Regions from separate parts of the Homo sapiens genome. Here all the other regions are linked to region 3. Evidence: chromatin contacts called from ENCODE Hi-C or POLR2A ChIA-PET data. All regions are on one chromosome and are shown on one strand. The core of a region is the stretch at or near the end of the contact, and the rest is flanking DNA. Distances in the headings are between cores, read along the strand shown.

Evidence for each region. A loop is a pair of places that touch in the nucleus more often than their neighbours do. ChIA-PET counts read pairs that join two places held with the same protein, here RNA polymerase II (POLR2A). Pooled maps may share reads with other maps.
Region 1: a map of ascending aorta shows a loop between it and region 3 (12-fold over the local background). The contact joins the promoter of PIK3R4 here to the promoter of LINC02021 in region 3. A Hi-C loop is called at or near these places in 6 of 168 maps with a recorded cell type or tissue (B cell, CD4-positive, alpha-beta T cell, CD4-positive, alpha-beta memory T cell and 2 more), 5 of 37 single-sample maps with no recorded cell type and 20 of 50 pooled maps. POLR2A ChIA-PET finds 5 or more read pairs at or near these places in 1 of 52 experiments (WTC11).
Region 2: a loop to region 3 is called in a map of CD8-positive, alpha-beta T cell, with 13 times the contacts of the local background. The contact joins the promoter of H1-10-AS1 here to the promoter of LINC02021 in region 3. A Hi-C loop is called at or near these places in 1 of 168 maps with a recorded cell type or tissue (CD8-positive, alpha-beta T cell) and 6 of 50 pooled maps. POLR2A ChIA-PET finds 5 or more read pairs at or near these places in 1 of 52 experiments (MCF 10A).

What each region holds. Positions count from the first base shown.
Region 1 is chr3:130,744,524-130,749,036 of GRCh38, forward strand. It overlaps PIK3R4 (phosphoinositide-3-kinase regulatory subunit 4), which reads right to left and starts at 2,306. Exons shown (of 20, transcript NM_014602.3): 1 at 1,795-2,306; 2 at 1-741. The coding sequence starts at 695. RefSeq lists an enhancer at 1,987-2,046 and a silencer at 3,281-3,330.
Region 2 is chr3:129,313,365-129,317,768 of GRCh38, forward strand. It overlaps H1-10-AS1 (H1-10 antisense RNA 1), which reads left to right and starts at 2,907. Exons shown (of 5, transcript NR_026991.1): 1 at 2,907-3,981. H1-10 (H1.10 linker histone) reads right to left here and starts at 2,922. Exons shown (of 1, transcript NM_006026.4): 1 at 1,407-2,922. The coding sequence starts at 2,538. The coding sequence ends at 1,897. RefSeq lists silencers at 1,461-1,750, 2,131-2,260, 3,061-3,400.
Region 3 is chr3:130,109,592-130,114,250 of GRCh38, forward strand. It overlaps LINC02021 (long intergenic non-protein coding RNA 2021), which reads left to right and starts at 2,116. Exons shown (of 3, transcript NR_146653.1): 1 at 2,116-2,221; 2 at 3,031-3,153. LOC124909432 (a long non-coding RNA gene) reads right to left here. Exons shown (of 3, transcript XR_007096083.1): 3 at 3,769-4,042. It also overlaps the pseudogene FAM86HP. RefSeq lists enhancers at 1,187-1,376, 1,477-1,526 and silencers at 2,527-2,576, 2,647-2,816.

The sequences.
Region 1 (4,513 bases), core at 1,056-3,555, 640 kb after region 3:
CTTGTTCTCTGATTGCTATTTAAGTCTACAAGCGGAGTTGAAGGATCTCTCATATATTCTAACTCAGTGGCAAACATCCCACCATCAACAAAACGTTCAGGAGCAATATAGCAAGTTCTCCTCCGTGATGTGTCAAAGAAATAATTGAAATCTGCCGGGTTGTCTTCTGGAAGATAAGTGGGCTTAAAACTGGCAAAATCAGTTAGAAGAACCCAATTCCAACTGGTGACCATCACATTCTCAGTCTTGATGTCCCCATGACGAACTCCAGATTTGTGTGCTTGGTCCACAGCTGTCAGGATCTGGAAAGCAATCCAGCGCTTCTCAATGTTATTCAAGAATGGACGGGTACTGATGCGATCATAGAGATTGTCTCGCACATACTGCCTAAAGAGCATAGCTGCTTTCTCAGATGCTTTTTCTGATGCTTTCTGGAAAGGTAGACAATTCTGTGCAGAATTAAGCCTGATTTTCAGTTCCTCCAGCTCTTGTTTATAGCTGGTTAAAGGCAATGTGGGATCCTGAATTGCAAAAACCTTCACAACGACCAGGCCTTCTCGGTGCTTGGCTCGAGCAACTTTAAAAAACCGAGTACTCCCCAGGCTTTTATCATATTCAAAGTCATGAATATCTGAAAAATAACTCTCTACAGAAAGGATCTGGGAGGGAGCAATGCCAGCAAGCTGATTTCCCATAATGGCAAGCACCTCTGTGGTCTTTAGTAAGGTTAGGATATAATACCTGTTTAAAATAAAAACAAATGAAGAAAAAAGACAAGAAACAAAGAAGCTGTGAAACACCATTATTCCATTATTTGGTCTCTTCCAAAAAGACAGATGCAGCATACTTCTCTTCCACTAACAGCACTGTACCTAGCCTTCTGGGGCAGCCTCTAAATTTCACACACATTTATCTAAAAAGACCATGTTATTTTCTCCAAGAAGACCTTGTTATTTTACCTAAAAATACCCTGCTATTGCGCATCGCCATTTCCAGGAGCTGAACTATATTTAGATAGGCCTCTTCAACTTTAAGCCAAAAATGTTAGTTTGTGTTATTTTCTCATATTTAAATTTAAAATATTAATGAGCCTTTACTATGTGTTCCGTGCTGTGCTTGGGGCTATGAGAATTACAAAGTTACCATATGACATAGTTCTTGTCCAAGAATCTGTAGTTTCTTGGAAATAAGAAAGAGACACATTAAAAGCTTAAAACTGGCCGGGCGCGGTGGCTCACGCCTGTAATCCCAGCACTTCGGGAGGCCGAGGCGGGAGGATCACGAGGTCAGGAGCTCAAGACGGGGCTGGCCAACATGGTTAAAATCCCGTCTCTACTAAAAATACAAAAATTAGCCGGGCGTGGTAGTGGGTGCCTGTAATCCCAGCTACTCGTGAGGCTGACGCAGAATTGCTTGAACCCAGGACGCAGAGGTTGCAGTGAGTGGAGATCCCGCCACCGCACTCCAGCCTGGGTGACAGAGCGAGACTCCGTCCGTCTCAAAAAATAAAAAAAAAAAAAGAAAAACTGAAAACTGAAAAGGTCAAACTAAGATCTAAAAATTCAGTTAACTCCTGGACACTTCCTGCCTAATTCCAGTGTGCCCTCTCACCCAGCTAAAAGAAGGTGCAAACTTCGCTGGTCTGCAACAAGAAACCTTGCCACAGATGTTAAAGAAAAGCAGACCAAAGTATACACTAGCTAAACGTACCCCAGGGTTCTGCTAACTCAGGTTTTGCAGGAAATAAATGCCACACATATACACACACGACCTTGAGCACACATAAACATTTACCCTAGGCCTCGGGAAAGTGTCAAAATCGTTCAGAGGCTCACAACGAGGTCATAGTAGACTACTTCGGGGACGGGACGGGAAAACGCGTCAGCAGCGGGGAAGTTGTTTCTACGAAGGGTCTTTCTTCATAGACAGGAGATGGGCTGTTGGTGGAGGGGCGCAGAAAAGTCCCGATCTTCAGGAACCCCGGTGGTCCTGGGAGGAGAACTGGGAAAGCTCTCGGGGTCTCAGCAGAGAGAAGAAGCCACGCTAAAGAGTCTCCACAAGTACCCCGGGATTTGACCCCTCCAGCCCCCTAACCTGCCCTGGGGGACATGCGTTCCCGGGCCTCGTCTTCCTCTAGCGCGGATCGCTACACCCGTCCGAGCCCTCCTCGAGGGCCTCACCACCGGGCGGGGGGAGATGGAACCCGGGAGAGAAGTGCAGACCGCCAGTCCCAAGAAAACACTACACTTCAGCTGCTGCAGCCCCAGCAAACGCCGAACTCCCGGGAAAGCAACCGGTCTGACCTCACTTCCTGTCGCCGAGCGGAAGTGACGAAAAAGAGTGAGCCTTGAGGAATTGCCAGGGTAGGAAACCGGTTGCTAGGAAACTAGGGAAGGCGTGGTCTTACTTTGGGCGAGTCTACAGGGAGAAAATGATGCTCTGACAAAGATCTATTCCCCTTCCTGCTCTTCTACCTTTCATTCACGAACGCTGAGGTTTCTGACATCCCCTAGAATCTGCTCAGACACGCCTTCACTCCCAGGACAGCAGAACAGAGTTAAGAGAACTCAAGAATATTTAGGAAAACTAATATATCCCAAGCTGGATTTTTAGAGTTCTGGTGAGATATAACTTACATACCATAAAGTTCACCTGCTTAAAATGTACAAAGCAGTAGTTTTTAATACATCTATCGAGTTGTGCAATCATCCCTATAATCTGATTTTAATTTTTTTTTTTTTTTTTTTTTTTTTTTTTTTTTTTTTTTTTTTTTTTGAGGCTGAGTCTCGTTCTGTCGCCCAGGCTGGAGTGCAGTGGAGCGATCTCGGCTTACTGCAACCTCCACCTCCCGGGTTCAAGCGATTCTCCTGCCTCAGCCTCCCGAGTAGCTGAGACTACAGGCGCCCGCCACCACGCCCGGCTAATTTTTTTGTATTTTTAGTAGAGGCGGGGTTTCACCGTGTTAGCCAGGTTGGTCTCGATCTCCTGACCTCGTGATCCGCCTGCCTCAGCCTCCCAAAGTGTTGGGATTACAGGCGTGAGCCGCCGCGCCCGGCCTTTTTTTTTTTCTTTTGGAGACAGTCTGGCTCTGTCACCCAGGCTGGAATGCAGTGGTGCCATCTCGGCTTACTGCAAACTCCACCTCCCGGGTTCAAGCGATTCTCATGCCTCTGCCTCCAGAGTAGCTGGGACCACAGGCACGTGCCACCACGCCCAGCTAGGTTTTTGTTTTTTTTTTTTTTGAGACGGAGTCTCGCTCTTGTCGCCCAGGCTGGAGTGCAGTGGCGCGATCTCGGCTCACTGCAAGCTCCGCCTCCCGGGTTCACGCCATTCTTCTGCCTCAGCCTCCCGAGTAGCTAGGACTATAGGCGCCCGCCACCGCGCCGGGCTAATTTTTTGTATTTTTTTTTTAGTAGAGACGGGGTTTCGCCGTGGTCTCGATCTCCTGACCTCGTGATCCACCCGGCCTCTCAAAGTGCTGGGATTACAGGCGTGAGCCACCGCGCCCGGCCGCTAGTTTTTGTATTGTTTGTAGAGATGGGGTTTCACCATGTTGGCCAGGATGGTCTGGATCTCCTGACCTCAAGTGATCCGCCGCCTCGACCTCCCAAAGTGCTGGGATTACAGGTATGAGCCACCGCGCCCAGCCTGCCTGATTTTAAACATTTTCATTACCCCAAAAGGAAACCCTGAAACCATTCGGAGTCACTCCCTGTTCTCCCCCATTTCTCCTCCCCCTTCCAGCCCTAGGCAATCATTAATCTACTTTCTGTTTGTATACACTTGCCTTTTCTGGACATTTTATATATAATATGTGGTCTTTGTGACTGACTTTCACTTTGGGTAATGTTTTTGAGGATTATCCCTATTGTAGCTTGTATTAGTACTTCATTTATTTGTTGTTGCAAATAATTTTGTTTACCCTTTTGTTAGTTAATAGACATTTGAGTTGTTTTACTTTTACGTTATTATGAATAATGTTCCTATGTTCATAGCATTAGTCTATAAGTCTTTGTGTTGCCATATGTTTTCATTTCTGTTGGATAGATACTGAGGAACGAAATTGTGGGCTCATATGGTAGCTCTATGTTTAACATTTGAGAAACTGCCAAACTGTTTTCCAAAGTGCAGGCACCATTTTACATTCCCATTAGCAATATATGAGGGCTCTAATTTCTCCACATTCTTGCTGACACTGTTATTATCTTCTTTTTTTATTATCCTGGTGGCTGTTAAGTGGTATCTCATTGTTGCTTTAATTTGTATTTCCCTAATAACCAATTCCGTTAAGCATCTTTCTTATTGTGCTTGTTTTCTATTCATATATCTTCTTTGAAGAAATGTTTATGATTTGACTATTTTTTAATTGGTTTATTTGTCTTTTTATTATTGAGTTGTAAGCATTCTTTATATATTCTAGATACAAATCCCTTGTTGGAGATATTATTTGCAAATATTTTCTCTCTGTTGTCTTTTCACTTTTTTGATAGTATTCTTTGAAACACAAAATGTT
Region 2 (4,404 bases), core at 1,657-4,156, 800 kb before region 3:
TCTGAGGCCTTGGTGCCCATGGCCCCTGCTGCAGCCCTCCTCAGCCCTCTCTGAACCCCAGAACCACCTGGGGATCTGGTCAGAAGGCTGATTCCCAGGCCTAGCCCCAGAGATTCAGATTTGGACAACTGGGACATGATCTGGCAGCAGGTGTGGAGCTGCCAGCCTAGGCCTACCTGCCTCCTAGGTGCCCACAGGCCCCCAGACCCCAAACAGCCACAGCCATGTGTGTCCTGATGATAGTACCTCTGCCCTCATCATTCACCATCTCCACACTAGCCAGGGAGCTTGGGCAGGGCAGGCACCTGGACTGGTTTTGTCTACTGCTGTGTCCTCAGAGCTTGGCCCAGGACAGGGCAGGTAGGACTCCCACTGGCACCTGGCTCTGCAGTTCAGTGAGGCAGGAAGCAGCAGGGAGGAAGCCACAATGGGTTATGAAGATTTGCAGAGGGAATGGAGTGGCAACTCACCCAGGCGGCAGAGAGGTCTGCCAGGCCCAGATCAGGGGTAGCAGCAGGCCTGGGCTCCTCTCCAGCAATGCTCCCTCCTCTCCAGTCTATGGCCAGGAGGTCCTGCCTCCACCTGTAGTTTCTGCAATTTCTTACACAGAGGGTAAAACGAGCTCTCCTGCATTCTCACCTAACTCCAGTCACTCACGCTGGTATGAGTATATATCCACTGTTTCAGAAGCTTCCCTGTTTCCACTGCCCTTGGGGGCCTGTTTTGCAGTTGTCCATTTTTAGGGACATCTGTTAGAATAGACCTTGACCTATTGCCCAACTGGACAGACAACTATCCCACATGCTGGATACCAGAATGTCCCAGGGCTGGAGATCCTTCTGCTCCTACTAATTTTCCCAGCAATCCTTTGGGTCCCGTTTGCACTCTAGCTTAACCAATAGGCTCAGAGACAGCAAATACCCTTCTGAGACCACACGTTGGATTGTGGTCAGGAACTCCACTCTCTGGCCACCACACTTCGTCCTGGTCACATCTCACTCTAACCCTCGCTGGAGTCAGAATGACTAAGTTTACAGGCCAGTCTGGTGTGACTTTGTAAGAACTACCTCTCTGGAGGCCAAGTTTAGGTCCCTGACCATTAACTCTGAAAACCCATTAATCCCCCCTCCTCTCCCCTCCCCCATCCCGCTCCCCGCAATGGCCGATGGACCCCCTGTGGGGGCAGATAGATCCATCCCTCCTAAGGGACCGATCCTGTCTATCTCCCTGTCCCAGGTACTTTAAGTTCGTCCCAAGCCAGCAATTCCCACCCCTTGCTGAAGGCCCCTGGCTCCAGGCCTACCCTGGCCAACAGATCTGGGGTATAAGGACCCGAGGGGCCCGCCATCCAACCCCGCGTGCCGAAGGCGCCCATCCCTATTCCACTCAGATTAAACGAGAGAGGCTGAAAGGTTTAAACGCTTTATTGTGCCCAAAAAAAGGCCCATGGAATGAAGGGAAGAGCCGCGCAGCCCTGAGCCCGGAGCGATTGTTTGTCGCGCACCCAAAGGCAAGGAGGGTGGGGAGCTGGGAAAGGATGCGCGGCCTCCGCGTCCCCGCGCGCCTGGGCCCGGCCAACCAGCGACCCCGCCCGGTGGGCAGGCGCGGCCTCGGCCATCGGCGCCTAGGGGCCAGTAACCATGACGACGGCCGTTGCCAAGGCCGAGAGCCAATAGAGGCGTCGCCGGGGCTGTTTCAAAAACCTAAAGCAAACAACGAAAAACGCTACATCGTTGGGGGAGGGGAAAGACTGAGAGGACCCGGGGCCCCTCCCTGAGGCTCAGACCAGGCCTCGCGGCCCCGGCCGGCGTGAGCCGTACAAAATCTACGTCACTTGGGGTAGAAAAACAAAAACACCGAAAAGCCCACGCCGGCCGCTCTGACCGGCCGACACGCTCACTTGCGGCCCTTGGGCACTTTGGGGACGCTGGGCTTGGCCGCCTTCTTCACCTTCTTGCCCCCGGCGGCCGCCGTCTTCTTGGCCTTGCCGCCTTTGTCCTTCTTGGCGCCAGCGCCCTTCTTGTGCGAGCGCTGCTCCGGCTTCTGGCCCCTGGCGGGCTTCTTGTCCGCGCGCCGGGAGCCGGCCGCGCCCGGGGCTGCCTTCTTCGCTTTGTGCGCGGTGGGGGCCGGGGCGGTGGCGGCCGCCGGGGCTCCGCGCCGCTCCCCGCCGCCCTCCAGCTTCTTGCGGTTGAGCTTGAAGGAACCGTTGGCGCCGGTGCCCTTCACCTGCAGAAGCGTGTCGTTCTGCACCAGCGCCTTGATCGAGTACTTGAGGTAGGTGCGCCCATTCTGCTGGTCGAACCACGGAACCTTCTTGGCCTCGGTGTAGATCTTGGCCAGCGACGAGCCGTTGCGCTCGCCCAGCCTACGGATGGTCTCCACCACCAGCTGGCTGTACTTGCCCGGCTGGTTCTTCTTCTTGCTATTCTTCCTCTTCTTAGATGGGGACAACGCCGCCGAGCCGCCAGCCTTGGTCACCTTCTTGGCCATTCCCTCGGCGGTCGTCACTGGCAGGGCCTCCTCGAGCTCCACGGACATGGTAGCAAGAGGATTGGTGGCGGGCGGCGCGCGGAAGCCGGGGGGCCGCGCCGGGAAGAGGAAGGCGAGGGGCCGAGGGGGTGCAGGGGGGCTGGGGGCGCGCGGCGGCTCCAGGCGGGAGCGGCCGCGGCCGGGCCTGGGGCCGGGCGGCAGGGCTGGGGTGGGGGCCGGGCCGGGCCGGAGCGAGGGTTGGGGGGCCCGGAGCCGGGGCCGGACTAGGGGACCGAGTTGGGGGTCAGAGACCGAGTCCGAGCCGGCGGCTGGAGCTGGGGACGTAGACCTAGGCCGAGCCGGAGCGAAGAGAAATCCCGCCGAACGCGAGACACCGCCGCCGCAGCTTCCACTGGCGCCTCTGGAACTCGCTGGGCGTGCGCGCTGCGCTCTGGCGGGAGGGCGCTTCTCTCGGCTTTTTATAGCTTCATGGCGGACCACGTTGAGAACAACAACAGCCTGGTCCGGGGCCAGCGCCAACTTGTGCTTCTTGGAGCCCCTTCTCCGGCCGCTGGCTTCTCGGACCGCGCCTCTCCAGCGCCGCCGCGCCCGCAGCGGGGCGCCCCGGACAGGGCCTGAGCTCCCGGCGCAGTGGAGAGGCGACTTGCGTCCTGGAAGGGCTCAGCAAAGGCGAACGGAGAGGTGCACCCTAGGCTGCGGGAGCGCGAGAGGAGGGGGGCACCTCGTTTGGAGGCCAATAGCGCGGGCCCCAGAGGAGGCCCCACGGCCGGGAGCTTGGCGGCCGGCAACCCAGAGAACGCCACGGGCACCCGAGCCTTGTCCCGGCCCGGGGGGCTCCAGGCCTGCCCGCAAGAGGAGCTTTAATTTGTCCAAACTAACACAGGGCGCGCCCTCACGTGGTCGGCTGGGGCAACGTGAACTGCGCTAGGACATCCTCGGGGGTTTTCCGCCCCATCCAAAGGGGATGGCGGATGGGAGGCACTCTCCAGCTGCACCCCGGGTTCTGGTTGTGCCTCTGGGAGCCTAGGCACAACCCGGGGAATGGAGGACTACGGCAGGACCTCTCTAGGGACACTGCCTCGCCGCTCCCCCCACCCTGTTGCCGCTGATGTTCCCAGGGCCTCATTTTGTAATCCACAAGTAGCTGCCGCCGGTCCCCCCAAAGCCAAATGGGGGCTCCAGGGTGGGACAGGGTGGGCGGGGGTGAGGCTGTGACACCCAGAGGAATTCCTGTGAGAGGATGGGGAAGGGATTCGCTCTTAGTTCCTGGGTGCACCCCTCCCCCTCTCCCGTGCACAGGGAAATGATGGCGGGAACACAGCAAAGGAGACCATGTCCTGGAGAGGGTCCCGGGCCCCACCCTCCCCGGGGGGGCTTGTGCAAGGCTGGCGGCCCGATCTCTGCTGATTCCAGTATTGGGGGTGCAGAGAAGGCACAGGACAGTTTTTGTTGAAGCCGTTGCAGCCTCCACTTGGGGAAGCTGAGGCCAGGGTAAGATGCTCGGGTAGGAGAGGGGATCCCTTTGGGGGTAGGTGATGTAGGGCACAGGAGTGGGGCTGGGGCTGGGGGGTGGCAGGGTTGCAGGCAGGAGACAGTCTCCAGAGGCCCAGCATAGAAAAGCGATGGAGGGGTGAGGGGGGACAGGACGCTGGCGAATTGGGGTTCCCAGAGTGAGAGACAGGAACATTTACAGGTGGACAGAGTAAAAGGCCCTGAAAAGGGGGTGGGTTGGTGCATTTGTGGCCTTGGGCCCAAGCAGGCTTCTCTGGGTGAGGGCTAGCAGCACCTCCCCTCTTCTCCAGCTCACCCCTTTCACACACACACACGCCCCCCATTTTGTCACCCTGTCAAGGGAATAAACCCCAGAGAGGAAGAAATTATGTCTAGGAGGAAACGGTGAGCCTGGATGGGTTT
Region 3 (4,659 bases), core at 866-3,365:
ACCAGCCTGGGTTACATTGTCCTCTTACAGTGGCAAGTCCAGCAGCAAGCTTTGGCTCCCGAGTTAGGCAGACTGTCTCGGCTGGTATGTGACACACAGCAAGGCACTTCATTGCTTCAGAGCTCCTTCCATGCCATAAAAGGCCCTACAAGACCTGGTCCTAATCCCTCTCTCTGGCCTGTTCTCCCTCACCCCTGGCCCACACTGCTCACTCCACTCCAGCCACACTGGCTGCATTGCTGTTGTTCCTCAACCACAGCTGGCTTGTTTCCACCACAGGGCCTTTGCATATCCTGTTCCCCAAACCCTTCCCATGGCTGGCTGCTTCACCACTCAGGCCCCAGTTCAAATGCCACGTCTTTGGGGAAGGCTTCCCTGATTCCCCGACTTTAGTGACTCTTCTTCCCAGTTGGTCCATTCACCATTCCCCTGTTTTCTTGGCTTTAAAGCCACTCTCATCTGGTCTTTTCTTGTTTATTCATTTATTTGTTTATTCTCTAGCTCTCCCATGCAAGCAGAGCCTCATCTATCATGGGTACTGCTGATCCATGGTGCTTGGCTCACGGAAGGCATTTATTAAACATTTTGAGACTGAATAAAAACACTAGCTAACACCGACATGCATTTGCCATGAGCCAGGCACTGATCCACAGGCTTTTGTACTCAACGCTGACAACAACCCTAAGAGGTAGGTATCATTATATCAACCATTTTATTAATAAGAAAACAACAGCACAGAGAGATGCAGTCACTTGCCCAAGGTCACACAGGGCCAGGGGTTGGGCCAGGATTTGAAGCAGGCAGGCTGTCTCCTGGGTCTGAACTCTCAACTACTACACCCTAATCAAACAATCCCTCTGGTCAAATGTGAGTGATAATAATAGTACCCACCTCGTGGGTGTTGATGGTGAGCCCAAGTTAGCATTCAGCGTGGGCATGTGAACAATTATAGTCAATACTGAATGGAGACCTATGATGCTTTTATGAAGGTTTCTATTTTGGGTTAAAAATGCACAAATTTCTCCTGACCAGAAATGATCTCTGAGTGCTAAATATTTCATGTCAATGGAATAACGCAAATGATTAAGCAACACCCCATAAAATGGGGCAGACCCAGGGAGGAATATATATCCAAACTGACTCATCCCAGTGAGCTCACCGCACATGAATTACAAATGGAGCAGGGTGCATTAAGCCCCTCTGCTGGCAGAAGGGAGGCTGCTGCCTGCCATGCGCCTGTGCTGAGAATGGCAGGTCCCCAGGGAGAGGAGAGGCCACCCCCTTCTCTGTCTCTTCCATCACAGGAGTGAAAGCCTCAGCGCATGAGCTGATTCTGTGCAGTGCTCGACATACAGATGAGAACACTGAGGCCCGAGGGACAGCCTTTGACCTGGTCACCGTGCTCAGGAGGAGGTGGTTACCCGCGGGCCTGAGGGTGCTGACTTTTTAGAATGGGCGAGGGCAGCTGTGTCCCAGTGACCAGAACGATTACTGCCTTTAAAAAGTCATGAAAATGATCGTGAACTGTACCCCACACCGAGCGCGCGTCTGCCCCCCAAGACTGTGGAGACGCCCCCAGCTTCCGCCGCCAGCTCGCGGGGCAGGAGGGGTGAGAGCGACTCTGGCCAGGCCCCAGGGACGGGGACCGGGTCTCGTGGCCCTGACCGGGGAGAGCCCAGGAACTCACGTGGCAGGAGCGCCGGGGGTTTCAGCAGGGAGACCCATCCCGTCTGCCCCTGGACTTCCGCAAGCCCCGCAGGCCTCTCCGCTCGCCCCGCCGCCCACCTGCCAGGGGAAGGAGCGCAGTGTGCGCGCCGCTAGGAAGCGGCGCTCGAAACTCTGCAGCAAGAGTTTGGTACCCGCGTTCTCCTCAGGCGCCATGACGTGGGCGGGGCCGCAGCGTTGCCAGGAGACCGGGCGGAAGCCGGGCCTGGACTGAAAAGGGGGCGGGCCCAGGGTAGTGCGCGGAGGCAGAGAGGTGGCGGGGCCTAGGGGTAGGGTCAGGAGGAGCGTCCTGGGGGCGGGCGCTAGGGCGGGGCCAAGATGAGCTTAGGAGGGTGGGGCCTGGGGTGGGGCCAGGATGAGCGTCATGAGAGCGAGGCCTGGGGTAGGGCCAGAATTAACGTCGTTGGGGCAGGTCCTGGGTAGATTCCAGGTTGGCGGGTCCTGGGGCGGGGCCAGGATAGGGCGATCCTGGAAGCTGGGCTTCGGAAGCGTCCAGGTTGGTGGCGTCCTGGAGGCGGTGCCTTGCGTGAGGGCAGGATAAGAGTCCTGGAGGCGGGCATTAGGGCGGGGATAAACGCCATTGGGTTCAGGAGGCGGGACTCGGAGCAGAGCCCAGGAGACAGGTCCTAGGGCGGGGCTAAGGCCAGACCCAGAGAAGGGCTCAGGAGGCGGGGCCGGGGCGGGGCGTTGACTATGTCTTAGCACATGGCCAGGCGGTGCGCGGACTCTGGGAGGCGGAGCTTAGGACGGGCCCACGTGGGGAGGGGCCCAGGGTCCGGGAGGCGGGGCGGAGTCCAGGCTGCGGGCTGCGCTCAGGAGGCGGGCCCTGGGAGGCGGAGCTTAGGGAGGGGCCGGTGTCGGGAGGGACCCAGGGACTGGGAGGCCGGTCGGGGCTGGGCTCAGGGGCCCAGACCTAGCTGGGCTTGGGGCGGGGCCGAGACGGAGCGAGGGGTCCAGGGTGTGGGAAACGGGGAGGGGTTTGAGGAGGGGATCGGAATGTGGCTCAAGTTCGGGAGGCGTTACCTGCGGAGGGTTTGAGGCAGGTCCAGGAGCGAGCCCACGGTCTGCCGACGCGGGGCCAGGGGCGGGCCCCAGGATCCGGAGCTTCGGGCGGGGCCGAGTCCGGGTTTGGGGCCCGGGAGGCGGGGCCAGTTAGAGCGAGGGTCCCTGGGATCGTCAGGTCAGGCCTTGGGCTAACGTAGGCACTCGCAGTTCCTCCGCCTTCAGGAAGGTCTTTTTAGCAGGGGCCTTACGGGTGCGCGCTTCGGTCCTGGAGGCCTTATCCTAGCCTCCTCTCTCCATCAGCGCCACCCGTCTGGGGCCCAAAAGGAGGGAGCTTTACCTCTGTCCCCCAGCCTTTGGAGTGTCACCAAACAAGCCATTCGTTCACCAAATACTTATTAAGTGCCTGACAACGGAGATGTAACGGTGAGAAAAACTCGGTGTTGTCCAGGCCCTCCAGGGGCTCAGGGGCTCGTGGAAGAAGTGGACATTGAAGTATTTATCACACAAATGAGTGTAAAAGTACAATAGCATATCTGCCACGAAGGTGAGCAGACAGAGCTAGCGGGGCTTGCAGGAGGAGTTTTGATCTTGCGGGGACAGGAAGGAGGAGTTAGCTCCTGCGGGGTGGGATTGGGGGTTGTGGTGATATAGACGTGGGGACAGAGTGGAAAACAACAAAAATATAATTATTTTAGTTCAAAGTTATTGTGTCTTGAGTTGAAAGGCAGGGCAGTTAGCAACACAGTTCAGATTTCAGTACTGTCCCTGAAATCTGAACTGTGTTCAAAGTCTAAAACGTTTACCTTAGCAAATTCCTCATAAAACTCCATTTGGAAGAGTCCCGAGAGCTAATTTGTTAAGTATACTTGCAGAAGGTAGATGAGGAGACAGATTAAATCTTATTACCTCTTTCAGATGAGAGGCACTTGAGCCCTGCTCAGCTATGAGAATAAGAGGGGGAATTAATTCTAATTGAATACACTTGTTCTCTTATAGCTGTTGTTCCCCACCAGAACCAAATGAGCGCAAGATCTGACAAAGAAAAAAAAAGGTTCATCTTTTATTCCCCCATACCCTTTCATTTAAATCAAGAGGATGAGATGTGGTTATTGCTGTGTTTTTAGGCAGAATCAACGGTTTCTGGGTCTGAGATGTTGCATACACCCTCTCAGTCCCTGTAGCCTGAGATGGAGTCACGTGAGAATCCACAGCAAGTCCTAACCAGGGATGGGTCTGGGTGATTAAGGAAGGTTGGCTTCAGAACTGGGCCAGGGGCACTGCTTTGCTTTTGCTGTTTTGATCAGCTCTCTGCCTGCAGGAGACAAGGAAAATCAATGGGAACAGGTTAGTTATACTCAGAAATCCTGGGCTTATTTTATTAACTCACATAATAGCTATTAATTGTCTTTCCTCCAAGGAGCAAAAGGGCATATACGGTCAATGCCATAGTAAATAACACTGTATTATGTTATACTAAAATATTAATCTAGGTTGGTTCAGTCTTTCCTGATTCCATAGATTGGAAACGGATTGAAGAAGGACGCTAGTGGACCACAGAGCTGAGCCATGCACACAGAAGAAATCTTTTTTTCTTTTTTTTTTGGAGATGGAGTTTTGCTCTCTTGTTGCCCAGGCTGGAGTGCAATGGCGCGATCTCGGCTCACTGCAACCTCCACCTCCCAGGTTCAAGCGATTCTCCTGCCTCAGCCTCCTGAGTAGCTGGGATTACAGGCGAGAGCCACTATGCCGGGCCATTTTTGTATTTTTAGTAGAGACGGGGTTTGAACACGTTGGCCAGGCTGGTCTCAAATTCCTGACCTCAGGTGATTCACCCACCTCTGCCTCCCAAATTGCTGGGATTACAGGCGTGAGCCACCACGCCTGGCCAGAAGAAATCTTTATCTTGGTGTGCAGTCTCTGGTGAGGGAC